2 separate regions of the Mus musculus genome follow, and region 1 is linked to region 2. The links are chromatin loops, found by intact Hi-C in ENCODE. Cell type or tissue: heart. All regions are shown on one strand. Each heading gives the region's core, and the rest is flanking DNA. Links, peaks and the distances in the headings are about the cores only.

Evidence for each region. Hi-C counts contacts between places; a loop is a spot of excess contacts. Peaks named below come from ENCODE experiments on the same cell type or tissue, not always from the same donor. Only the 100,000 strongest peaks of a DNase experiment are listed, where the experiment ranks them.
Region 1: a loop joins it to region 2, with 6 times the contacts of the local background. A loop is called at or near these places in 10 of 42 quality-filtered maps.

The regions. Positions count from the first base shown.
Region 1 is chr8:75,269,247-75,276,046 of GRCm38, forward strand. It overlaps the pseudogene Gm9644. Among named protein-coding and RNA genes, the nearest start is that of Rasd2, 59 kb to the left of the region's middle. In heart, for the core only: a CTCF peak has its summit at 3,137 (motif pointing left); no DNase peak of the experiment used is centred there.
Region 2 is chr8:75,068,512-75,075,311 of GRCm38, forward strand. It overlaps Tom1 (target of myb1 trafficking protein), which reads left to right. Exons shown (of 15, transcript NM_011622.3): 14 at 585-624; 15 at 739-1,610. The coding sequence ends at 893. Among named protein-coding and RNA genes, the nearest start is that of Hmox1, 22 kb to the right of the region's middle. In heart, for the core only: a CTCF peak has its summit at 3,247 (motif pointing right); a DNase peak (open chromatin) is centred at 3,270; H3K27ac peaks cover 504 bases.

The sequences.
Region 1 (6,800 bases), core at 990-5,989, 200 kb after region 2:
CAGACAGAAAATTACACTAGCTGTGGTGTAAGGGTGTAGAATTAATAATTAATTAATAAATCCCAGTGTGGGGTTGCTACCTACCCCAATAGGTTATGTTCTTGAATGAAAGACACATACACAGTCTTTATATTTTAATATGCCTTAAGTAGCATAACATCTGGGTGACTGCCTAGCCTCTATGCTGCTAGAATCTGCTTCCTGCTGATAATTCTGAGTTATTGCTTACTAATTCTATATTCCATCTTGGCTACTCCAGAACCAATTTGTGTAGCCCTCTGGGCTGTTCTTTCTTGGCCCAGAGCCCAGGGTGCTCTCCTTGCTTCTCTACCTCAAGGTAGCCTCTGTGTCTCTCCTCTGTCCACACTCTCCTAAAGTGTGTCCATTCTCCTTACCCCCTTTCTCCCAGGCCCAAGCCCAGGAATCCTAAAATTCTGCCTATTGGCTGCTGGCATCTTTATTTACCAACCAGAATCAACTGAGGGTATGTTCCCAGCAGCTATGTGTAGACCCTCTCCTGCAAATATTATTTTTGATAACATAATTAGCATTCATAATAAGATATATGAAACATGAGTGAATTTGGATAAGAGCAATTCAATGTATATTAAATTTTATTATCATTTTATGAAATGACAAAGTTGTTACTAATAAAATTATTATTTTGTTCTTATTTAATAGAATCAATGATATAATTTTAAAGGATTCTTACATGTGTATTTCTTTTTGTTTTGCCTATGGATTTATCCATTTTATTTGCTTTTGCTATGACACTAAGGTGATTGCTATCATAATGCTGCTTTTGTATTCTTGGTTAAACATGCAGACATTTGAGTGTGCTTTGCTCTTCTGGTTACTGACTTTAGTTTTTCCTATATTTGCCATAGCATTTTGGAGAAATGGTTGAAAGAAGGTTACATGGGGGTCCATCCCATAATTAGCCATCAAATGCAGACACTATTGCATACACCAGCAAGATTTTGCTGAAGGGACCCTGATATAGATGTCTCCTGTGAGGCTTTGCCAGTGTCTGGCAAATACAGAAGTGGATGCTCACAGTCATCTATAGGATGGAACACAGGGCCCCCAATGTAGGAGCTAGAGAAAGTACCCAAGAGCTGAAGGAGTCTGCAACCCTATAGGTGGAACAATACTATGAACTAACCAGTACCCACAGAGCTTGTGTCTCTAGCTGCATATGTAGCAGAAGATGGCCTAGTCGGCCATCATTGGGAAGAGAGGCCCCTTGGTCTTGCAAACTTTATATGCCCCAGTACAGGGGAACTCCAGGGCCAAGAAGTGAGAGTGAGTGGGTAGGGGAGCAGGGCGGGGGGGGGGGGTATAGGGAACTTTCGGGATAGCATTTGAAATGTAAATAAAGAAAATATCTAATAAAAATATGTGGGAAAAAACCCCAAACCGTTTATTTTTCTTTTATGTGTGTGAATGTTTTGCCTGCATATATCACATGTGTCTTTAGTGTCTTTAAAGTTCAGAAGAGAGCCCCAGAACCTCTGGAATTGGAGTTATGGATGATTGAGTTTCCTAGTGGGTTCTGGGAAATGAACCTGGATCCTCTGGAAGAGCAGCTAGTAAGATCCTTAAGTTTGTCTTTTGCCATCTGGTGTTAGTTGTTATAGTTGTCTCTGGCTGGAGCTTGTTCCTCCTGTGATTCTGTTAGCCTCTGTCAGCCCTCCTGGGAGTCCAACGATCTCCTGAGTCCCAGTGGTCAGAGCACTCTCTGCAGGGAAGCTCTCCTCTTACAGGGAAGGTACATAGAGGTCTGGAGCTCAGCTCTGCCTCCTGACTGAGAATGAAGGCCTGAAGGGACCCTGCCCAAGAAGCAAGAAGCTCTATTGCTTCTGCAGCCCCCGCCCCCCGGGTGCTCTTTGGTGCAGACTGGTCCCCGAGAGACCAGGGATACAAGATGGCGATCTCACCTGAGTCCTGGGGTCAGAGCCCTACCTCCAGTTTATAATCTTAAATATAGATAGGTTTCCTGCATATCTTAGCAGCATTTCGTTCAATCTTTGGAGTAGTTAAATGTTTTTCTTTTTCTTTCTTTCTTTTTTTTTCTTTTTTTTTGTTTATGGCAATAGCAGAAGGCCCCCCACACCTTTAGCCCACTATGCCTTCTCTCTCTGTCCCTCCCTCCCCCCTCAGTGTTTTCTTGTGGTGCTGAGGATAGTACTTGCAAGGCTCTGCTAGTTGTCACTGAGCTCGACTCCCAGCCCTCAAGGCTGGGATCTACTATGTAACCAGGCAGACTCAGATTCCCACTGCTCCTGTCCCAGCTCCCCCAGGGCGAGGATTGCAGGTGTGTGCTGTGCCACCACATCTTAAGTTCTTGAACTGTGTGTTTTCCTAATGGCTTTCTGTTGGTCTGGACATTCTCAAGGAGGATGTATCTTTCTTTTTGTGTATCTTTCCTCTGTGTTGCAGCTTCTTTACTAAGGGCTACAGTTTTAGCAGACTGTTGACTAGTAGAAGCTGTGTCTTAATAATTGATAGACTTACTCTTTATGCCTGGCTTCTCATCTCAAAGTCTCTGAGAATGCCAGCGATTAAGGGAAAGAATGTCTTCTATTTGTCTCCCCCATGGTCCTCTTGGGCAGTGACTCCTGAGCCTTGATTTTATAGTCAAGTCTCAGTGTCATTTTTAACTTGAAGTCGGATTTTTTTTTGAGTTATATTCATTGTTTCCCTTTGAGATTATAGTATCCTCCCAAGAACCAAACAATCTTTTCACCAAAATTTTGTGAGGCTACATGGATGCACAGTCTAAATCTATAACGGAAACAGGAGTGATGTTGTCCCATTTTCCATGTCAGGAATCCCTGCCCATGTCAGCACATATTCCTGATTTTGACGATGAGATCATTTCTCTCAGTGTGGGGTCAGAGGTTAAGTGCAGAAGCCCTTTCATTATTAGCATTTTAATTTTTCCAGAGTGGGAAGTTTTCTCAGTCTCTCTTTTTACATGTCTAAAGTCTTACCTTGAAGTTCATCAGATGCCCTGAAAAATTTATACATTTATTGACACGTGTCACATTAGCAGATGAACTCCAGATTTTCTCTGGGGCAGTTTGGTCAACTTTTCATCTATTTTTACAGCATTGCCATCTGGTGGCCAGAGGTAGTATCTGCAGGAAGTATGGTAATGACAGAACGGAAACACACATGCCTATTTATTTATTCATTTTAGTTAGATAATTTTCTTTTACATAGTCTCTCAGACCTAGAGTTTGCTGTGCAGAGCAGCCTTCCTCTGCCTTTTGTGCTGGTATTAAAGGCACGCAGAACCACAGCCCGCCAGGTCACCGCATGCCTGGAGTTTTGAGGACTTTTTCACTTAGGCAAACTGAGTCAGACTTTTCAGAAACTGTAACAGAAGATCATGTCAGCATCTCAGGGGAAGGAGAGGCCCATGTATACTCAGAGCCTGGTTTCTGTAGTTACACTTTGCTTGAGCTGCAAAACAAGTAGAACCACAGTTTAAAGTGCTATATGCAAATTGCACATGGGCTTTTAGAGAGAAATAAAAAAAATTAAATCCAGGATAATTCTTAAAATATTGAGATCATCTGTTCTAAATAGAGATTGCTTCAAAATCTTATGTCTCTCTTGGAGGCAAGTACTATTTGTCACTCCCCCTCCCCTCCCCTCCCCTCCCCACCCCTCCCCTCCTCTCCCCCCTTCTCTCCTGCTTCTCTACCCCATCTCCCTTTCCACTCCCCCTCCTTTTCCCCTCCTCTCCCTCCTCTCCTTTACCTCTCCTCTTCCCCTCCTCTCCTCTTTCTTTTGTCTCTCTTTCCCTGTATTTATATAGTTCCCATCGCTATCTATAGCTTAAGCACTTTGGATTTTTAACCTTTGCTGTGTTCTTAGGATCATGTTGATGCTGTGGTTAAAAACAATAATGTTTGTTTGATACAGTAAAACCACCTTACGGTTTACACGTGTGGATTCTTAGTATTGGAAGTTTCAGAAATACTGGGTATGGGAGAAAACACAAAAGTTCTTTTTCCACATTGCTGATTCCTGCTTGTAGTTTTAGGGGCTGCTGAGTAACATCCTTGATTTTTTTTTTCTTCTCAACCTTGTAAATAGTTGAGAGATGATGACAAAGCTGACTGGTTCTAAAAACAGATTGAAGAAAAGGGCAGGGACAAGCAATCCTGGCTGCAAGCTAATAGGTAAGCCACCACTACTGCTGTCCTGGGAAGCTGTAAGCAAAGGGCTGGGTTAAAGCCCAGGGTATATTTCCTGTTTCTCTTAGAGAAATTTGCTTTCTTCCCCTGGATATATTAAAAAGGGGGGAGGGACCCGGTGTTATCCCAACACCTCCAAAGTCATTGGAGGCATTAATGAAAGGCAGGGAAATACTGTGCTTGCTTTGGACTGACATCTGGTAGATAATTATTTATTTTTGTTGTCTCTGGAGATGTGGTTTTCAGCTTGTCTAAATCAAGCTCATTATCAATCACTTGCCACCCATTTCCATTCTCCTGTGAAGAATAAAACTGGTTCCTTTCCCCTCTGTGGTTCACATTCTAGGTCATGATCACTTTAGAACCTGGGAGGCATTCCTGACATGTATCTTTAAGATTATAACTTTTTATGGTGTGCGCTTTGAACCCAGGGCCTCACTAATGCTAGTTGTGTCACCAAGCTTTGTTGGGGTCCCTAAACTCTGCTCTGAAGCATGGTTATTGCATTTTCTGTTGAGCCAGTTTTATGGAGTGAGATTAACACAGTGAGTTCAAGTGTTAAGTTCACAAAGGGCTCCTACTGCTTTTTTAATGCAGTGTTTCTTTAAGTAACCCGAGAGAAATGAAATGTTTCCATTCTTGGTTTGTTTTAAAACACGATGTTACACTAAAATAGCTAATGTCCTAAAAGCATTTTAGCTTGTCTTTCTCAAGGTTTTATATATTTCTGCATTATGCTGTTGTTCCTTTAACCTTTGAAGCTGATGGCTTCTTTCAAGATTTTTTCCTTTTATCCTTCCTTCCTTCCTTCCTTCCTTACTTCCTTCCTTCCTTCCTTCCTCCTCCTTCTCCTCCTCCTCATCCTCCTCCTCCTCCTCTTCCTTCTTCTTCTTCTTCTTCTTCTTCTTCTTCTTCTTCTTCTTCTTCTTCTTCTTCTTCTTCTTCTTCTTCTTCTTTTTTTTTCTAGAAATATTTTATTGGTGAGACCCCACCAGCTATGCAAAGTTGTCCTGGAATCAATTACCCTCCTTGGCAATGCGATCTTTCTTGAGTGGTCCCATGAATGCTTTCTTCTCCTCCATGATTTGGAAACAACCATGGCCAAATTTTGAGGTGGAGTCAATGAACTTCAGGTCAATCTTCTCCAGGGCCTGATGTTTGGTCTGGACCAACAAGGACTTATGAAGAGTAAGCACTTGCTTCTTGGTCCCCACCACACAGCCTTTGAGCATGATGAAGTCATTAGTCACCTCACCATGATGCACAAAGCCATCCAGTGGGTTGATGCTCTTATCAGACAGGTCATAGTCAGTAGATGCATTGTTCTTGCTCAGTTTACCATCCTTGATGAGGTAGCCTTGATCAATTTTGTAAATCTTCTTGTTAATCTCTGTTCGGTGATGGTAGCCTTTCTGCCCAGCTCGAGCCACAGAGAAGGCTACACGGGCAGGGTGCCAGGCTCCAATACAGGCAACTTTGCACAAACCTCGATGGGTCTTTCTGGGCAGTTTCTTTGTATGCCAACGACTGGCCACCCCTTTGTATCCTTTGCCTTTTGCCACGCTGATGACATCAATCATCTCCTCCTGCCCAAACACCTGGTTCACAGGAACCTGCTGCTCCAGCCTCTCTCGGGCTCAGTCAAGCTTCTCAGCCACAGTGCCCCCATTCACCTGGATCTCCATCAAGTGTGCCTTCTTCTGGTGCAGAGGAAGTAGACTCATCTGAGTGTAGGCAATGATGCGGATGACCTGGCAGTACTTCTTCATGCTGCTGAAGTCCTTCTCCAGCTGCTTCTTGCCTGTGCCATCCTGCCATTTCTTACAGTACTTGGTGAAAGCCGTCTTCTTAGATTTGTGCCAGTTCTTATAGAACCGCCTTTTGCTCAGCAAATACTGTCTTGAAGGTCCGAAGGCCTCGTGGGGTCTCAACATATCCCACAATGCCCACAACAACTATTGGGGGAGGGTGGTTCCCACAATGGTCACAGCCTCCACGACTTCTTTCTTGTGCACCTTAGATGCTGGCCTATCAACTTCCTGGACAATGTGGGTCATGCCAGCCTTGTACCCCAGAAAGGCTGTGAAGTGAACAGGCTTGGAAGCGTCATCCTTAGGGAAGCTCTTCACTTTCCAACTGCAGGCTGCCGCGCTCAAGAGGCAAGAAGCCCAAGGACCCATGCCTGGGAGCTGAGAATTTTCTGTGAGACGTCTCACCGCCACACGCCGCTGATCTTATCTTTTGTTTCTTACAGTTACATTTTGTTGGGTTTTATGATAGGACTGAACCTCTGAATCAGTAAGCCAGCCCTAATTAAATGTTGTCCTTTATAGGATTTGCCCTGGTCATGGTGATTGCTCACAGTGATGGGTACCCTGACTAAGACACATCTGCTCATTGCTTTAATTTACTCACATTTGGCTGGTGAGCTCTCGCAGATCAGATATGATTCTAGCAGGGTTTCTATTTCTCTTTGTCGGGGTTCAGGAATCAACACATAAACCATACAAACACCAATCTTAGTTCAGCAAGAACAGTTTATTGAACACACATCCCAATACTGATCAGTCAATATCACAAAGGACTTGA
Region 2 (6,800 bases), core at 789-5,788:
TTTAAAAAAAGATTTAACTTTTTACAAAATAAAAGACATCCGCTTCCTTGGAACTAGAGTTACAATTCATATGAACTGCCATATGGGAACAGAACCCAGGTCCTCTGCAACAGCAAACTGAGCCCTTAACCACTGAGCAAGATCGCCAGTCCTAATTTTATGTTTTGTGTCTATGAGTGAGCATGCACCTGTATGGGCTCAAGAGCCGTACCCACAGAGGCCAAAAGAAGGCATTGGGTCCCCTGCTTCTGGTATATAGGCTGTTAGGAGCTGCCTGATATGTGTGCTAGAAACTGAACTTGAGTTCACTGTAAGAATTAGTATGAGCTCTTAACTGCTAAGCTATTTCTTCAGGGCCAGTCTCCCTGTTTCAAAGGAGAAAAAAAAAAAATCATGGCTGAGAAATTGGAACACCTGGGTTCTGAAGCATAGGAGGTTTCAACCCAAGACCTCAGACCTGACATCAGGGTCAGCTTAAGGACAACAGCAACACTGGTCCTGATCCCAAGGCTGTTCCACTGGGCGTCCAGTTCTGCATGCTCCTGGCAGTAATAACCTCTGTTTCTTTCCCTCTGCATTCTCAGGGGAACAGTGCTGAGGAGCCCTCTGGTGTCACCAGTGAAGGTAACCTCCACCCCATCTGCCTGCCCCTGCCCCTGCCCCTCTCCCACCCCCTTTTCTCCCCTTCTCCCTCCCCCTCCCCCAGCTCTAGCCTACAAGCCTACTCTTTCCCTCTAGAATTTGACAAATTTCTGGAAGAACGAGCCAAAGCTGCTGATCGACTTCCCAACCTGGCCAGCCCTTCAGCCGAGGGACCCCCCAGACCATCTCCTGGAACAGCCCCTCGGAGGAAGACCCAGGAGAAGGACGATGACATGCTGTTTGCCTTATGAATGCAGGGTCTGGCATCCTGCAGCCCAGGGCCTGACACTCTCATACCCACTGGGGCCCCTCCCTCCCTTGGTATTAAAGCTGCTTGGGGGTGTTTTGTTACCCCGCTTCTCTTCTCCCAGAGCCTGGGCAGCAAGGGGGTCAACTGAAGGAATAAGTCAGCCCTCCACTGGAATCCTGGCTGGTCCTGCCTTCTTCCCATCCTGCTAACGACTATGATTTTACTGAGACCTGGGGCCCCAGACAAGCTGACCTGATAGGACCTAATTGACCTGGTGTAAGGCTGCTTCTGTGATATTCCCCTGGTCCCTTCCCCAGAGAATCCCACGGGAGCCCTCCAGACTCTACACTAACAGTCTAGGCAATAGAGGAGACATTACCACAGCCTTGCCTATCCCATCCCCCTGCAGAGTGGGGCCCGAAAAAAGCTTCAGTGGCTTTTGGGATGGGCTATGGTGGCCCCTGCTGAGCTGCCCACTGTCCTGGTACGAAACTGCACCCATCGAGGAAACATCTCACTGCCCAGGTGTCAAGATGAGACCTCGAGGATTCTGGGTACCCAGAGCTCCCCAGTTCCTCCACTGCCTTTCCCCTATCCTTGCTCTGTACCTCCAGCAGGGCTCCACCCACCTGGGGCTCACCTGTTGATTGGTCCTCAGGTACAGGGAGAGGTGCCTTTTGTATCCCCAAATAAAAGTAGAAAACCACCTGTCAGCATGATCTGCTCTGGCGGAAGCAATTTGAGCTCACTGGGAGCAGGGCATCTGCTTTGAGCTAAAAGCCATCTGAGTGGTGAGCATCTCCTGCCCACAGCAGGGCAGAGCACACAGCCATGCTCAGATACAATCCCTGCTTCACCCCAAAAGATCCAGCCTCCCTCTGCTGTGCACAAGACAGCCATCTACCTGATTGGGTCCCTTCATATACCACTACCCCTAGCAGCTGGCTTTTGCCCATCCTACAATAGTAGCATGTTGGTCAAGAGAGGGAGCCTAGTATTGGTAGACAATGTTGGCATATTGGGACAGGAGGCCAAAGGGAGTGTGCTGGTGCCGGCCATGGCCTAGGTAACTGCACTGTCAGCACTGCATGCTGGTGACTAGAGCTCATGGCTGCCTCAGCACACAGCCCTGGGCACTGGGCCATGCAAATCACATGTGGGCACCAAGACCTTCCCTGGTTCTATACAGACCTCAAGAGGCCTTGTTTATAGCTGACCCAGCCCTTAGCAGCATGCTAAGCATGCAGTATGCAGAATGCAGTATGCAGAATGCTAGAGACACTGTCTTCTCCAAAGCAGTGGCCAACACACAGGATCCGGCACCTGTACTCTGCGACCTGGCCCAGCTCGCTAGGGACACTCGGGTAAAGGGAGCAGGTTAAGGACAGCCTGCATAGATCTGGAATATTCCATCTTCATGCAGGAGAAGGGCTGAGAGTCCATGTCCAAGCCAGGCCTGTCCACCCCTGGCCTGATCCCGTAGCATCCATGGTGTGCTTCTCCTTTACATGTGGGTATGCAGGGCCTTACCTGTCTAACAAGTCATGGAGAAGAAGGGGCCCCACCCACCCACTCCTCTACCTACCTGCTTCCTTTATTCTCTCCATATCTGAAGCCCACTAGGTGACTTTGTAAATGTTCAAAGGCAAGGCTGCTACTTTGCTAGGTACGCTAGAAAGTCTAGGGGGAGTTTCCATGACCACTCCAGAAGCCTAGGGCCCTACCAATAGCTACACTACCAGATTGTGTGTTACCAGAGGTTGATATTGTGACTAATTGTTGTACGGCAGACATGGTGCGCAACACAGTGCAGGTGATATGAATAGGGATGTGACAAATGTGCCTGCCTGAGGACTTGTAGAAGGGAAGGGGCAATAAAGACTAGATCTGAGATAAAGGGGCCACTGGACTAACCTCAAAGCTGGGATTAAGTGAGCAGTTCCCCAGACTTCCACCAAGACAGGGCAGAGCTATCAGGGCTCTCCCTCTGGAGACCAAGCAGGCAGCAGAAGGGAGAGAGGCTGGTAGGAAACTAGGCACTGGCTGCAGACCCCAGTAGTAAGCTTACAATTCTGCAGCTCAGGTTCCTCAACTCAGCCTAGGCTGTTGCTTCCTAGCTCCCAGTGTGGCCATTGAGGACAACTGCTGGAGACCTAGAAGGCAGCACCAGTCTCCTCCCTGCCTTAGATGCCTGTGCAAAGATGCCCACAATTGATTGGACCCCAGCAATGAGAGTGAAGCAGGGACTAGCCATGGGTCTTGGTTCTAGGTCTGCCCAGGTCAGCACTTCATGAAGCTTTCCAAGATAGCTGAAAGGCTCTCCTGCCCGGTGGACCTGGCTTCAGAACCAGTGTCCAACTGTAACCACAAGATGGCAGCAGTGCTGCATTCAAGGAAGCTCTCCTTCCACCTTTCCCTCCAAGCACGTGTCTCAGGAATACACACACACACACACACACACACACACACACCCTATTCCTACACACACACACACACACACACACACACCCTATCCCTACCCTCACACACACACACACACACACACACACTCACACACCCTATCCCTACCCTCACTTCAGCTCTGATTCTCCTGACTCTTGGACTGTATAGAAAAGACACACCAGAGCTAGCAACAGGCTATGAAACTTCAGATAGGTAACACCCATCTCCTGGTGCTCCTGACAGAAGCTGGTGTGCATCCTGCTTAGGCTCCTCTGCCACGTGCACAACTGAACTGTTGCTATGTGCAGGAAGTCAGGACTGCACCATGGTACCGAGTACAGCCCAGCACAGTACTCAGATCCCAGCTTCTTGTGCTGTTTGTTCACTTCTCCAGTAATGAAACACAGCCCAATGTACTACTGTTTTTTGATTGGTTGTGGTTTTTTAGTTGGTTTGGTTTGTGTTTCTTTTTGAGGTAGAGTTTCACTGTGTAGCCCTGGCTGTTCTGAAACTTCTCTGTAAACCAGGCTGTCCTCAAACTCAGAGATCCACCTGGCCCTGCATCCCAAGTGCTGGGATTTAAAACATATACCACCACTGCCCAGCTTATTTTTTTTTGTTTGCTTTTGAGCAAGCAAACTTCCTAACCTCCCTCTTCAAACCCCGAGTGCTGCAGTCTCAGACATCATCTGTACACCTAGCTTGGTCCACTCTTACTGCTTCTTGCTCCATCACATTACCACTAGTCTTGATGTCCCTATCTGATGTTTTCCAGGCCATCCTCTGCTGGACCCCATGACCCTGTCCAAACACAAGTCTTCCCTCAACTCAAGCTCCTGAACCCCTCTGACCTGCTGCAGTCCCCTCACTGACAGTGGCCATTCTGCCACTCACCTTACAGCTTTGGGACAGGAAGAGAAGGAAGCAGGCTTCACTGTAGGCAGATAGAGTGACTAACACATCCTACTGTCTGGGGGTTCTGGGATTTGTCCCTGGAGGAAGCCTCTCCACCTCCAACATCAGAAAGCTCCACAGAAGTCCTTGGTCCATGTCGTTCCCCTGCACAATTCCCCAGCAAAGGGCCGTAGCTGGCCAAACAACACACATTTATTCACACCATAAACTGGAAGTCTAAGATCCAGGTGTGGCAGGAACATCCTTGGTTTGCAGATGGCCGTCTTCACCCTGTGCTGTCACTGGCCTACATATCTTCACCCTGACTTCCTCTCAGAAAGACAGCAGTTATACTGGTCTAATGACCATGCTGCACCTTAGTCACCTCTTTAGAGTTGCTCTCTCCAAAAACAGTCACACTGTGAGGTCCTAAGGACTTCAACATATGCATTTGGAAAGACATCATGCTCATGGCTAGCACACACAGGTTCCTTCAACTGTACAGAGCAGTGGCATATAGGACCTGCCTCCACCAGTCCTCATGGAGATTGACAATGACTGACAGATCATACTTAGCCCATCTCCAGAGACATGGGAACCTACCAAGAACCAGCCATGAGGTCAGAGCAGAATAGGAGAGAGAAAGGACTCAGATCCAGGGAGTCTGACTGGGGCTTCTACCTGCTCCCTAGGACTCCCTACCCATTTAAAAGCTGCACCTAGGGGGCTGGAGAGATGGCACAGTGGTTAAGAGCACTGACTGTTCTTCTGAAGGTCCTGAGTTCAAATTCCAGTAACCACATGGTGGCTCACAACCATCTGTAGTGAGATCTGGTGCCCTCTTCTGGGGTGTCTGAAGACAGCTACAGTGTACTGACATATAATTAATAAATAAATCTTTTAAAAAGCCGGGCGTGGTGGCGCAGGCCTTTAATCCCAGCACTCGGGAGGCAGAAGCAGGCGGATTTCTGAGTTCAAGGCCAGCCTGGTCTACAAAGTGAGTTCCAGGACAGCCAGGGCTATACAGAGAAACCCTATCTCGAAAAAAAAAAAAAAAAAAAAAAAAAAGCTGCACCTAGCAGTGAGCAAGCAGACTTCACTGCCATCCACCTGGAGCCCTATCCTCCCCTCGCTGGATTAGCCTATCTGTACGCTGCCCCTGCCCGAAGCCACCCTGCATCTCAATCCCCACAGTTGCATGTGACAAAGGACGGAGGCTCAATTCCCAGCATCCACATGGTAGCTTATAACTGTCTCTAGCTCCAGTTCCAGGGAATTTGGAGCTTTCTTTGGGCCTCTGTGAGTACATGGTACCCAGACATAATATAAACAAAACACATACATATAAATTTTGTTTGTTTGTTTGTTTTTTGAGACAGGGTTTCTCTGTGTAGCCCTGGCTGTCCTGGAACTCACTCTGTAGACCAGGTTTGCCTCAAACTCAGAAATCCTCCTGTCTCTGCCTCCTGAGTCCTGGAATTAAAGGTGTACACTACGTGCCTGGCTGTTTGACTTTTTTAAATAAATGGTCTCTATTTTTATTTCTAACTTTGTGTCTCTGATGCAGTCTTTGGAAGGGAGGTACACAAAAATCAGGAGTCAGGCAACCTATGATCTCAGATTTCTACCTAAACCACTATCTCAGCCTGGCTTTGGGAAGAGGCAGCTCCCACCAGGGCTGCATGGAGGCTGGGACCACCACTTTGTGACTGCATTGATATTCATATGTGTGTATAGATAATCACTTCTGTGCTTGTGTCTACATGATACTTTGCAATATGTTGAGCAGTTCCTATTTCTCCCTTTTTGCACACCAGTAATCAGACTCAGTCCAGTATCGAAGATGCTCTAGCTGGCCAGTTTCCATCTGTGCAGCCCTGCTGGTTGAGGCAAACCCCCTGACCCAAAAGGACAGAAGTCGAGGATAACCAGACTCACTGGGCCACATGCTTTGAAACACTCGTGCCAACCTCGGCCTCAGCTTCATGGGCGTGTTTATTCATGAAACCCTAGTCCTGCTCTGTCCTTGAAGGCTTTGCTCCTGGCTTTGTAAAGTGCTGAGCTGGTACCTTTCACTCGTCAGTTTACTGCCACTGTCCCTGCTATCCCCTCCTGGCACCCATGCCTTGACCCCCTCCTCAGTCACTGTTGTGTAGGAGCCTGTCCTCTAGGTCCAGCTAGCAAAAGCAAGCACCTGCACTTTGTCAAAGAGCAAAGACCTAGAGGAGACAGAATGTAGCTAAGGATAGGGATGCATTCCAGCCCTCCTCTTCTATCAGGCTCCTCCTTACTCAGCCTTGGTCCATGTGGCATACTGCCATCATACATGCAGTGCACAGGCACACCGCCCCACACATGCTCCAGCCAGCAGGAGTCCTCTTGGCATAGCCTACAGTGCTACATAAGCACAAGAAGAGGGTGTTCATAAGATCTGAGGTTAAACTTTCAAGGTGTGGCTTTTTAAAGATTATATTGGGCTAGGCATGGTGGTGCACACCTTCAATCCCAGCACTAGGGAAGCAGAGGCAGGTGGATCTCTGTGAATTGATACCAGCCTTGTCTACAAAGCAAG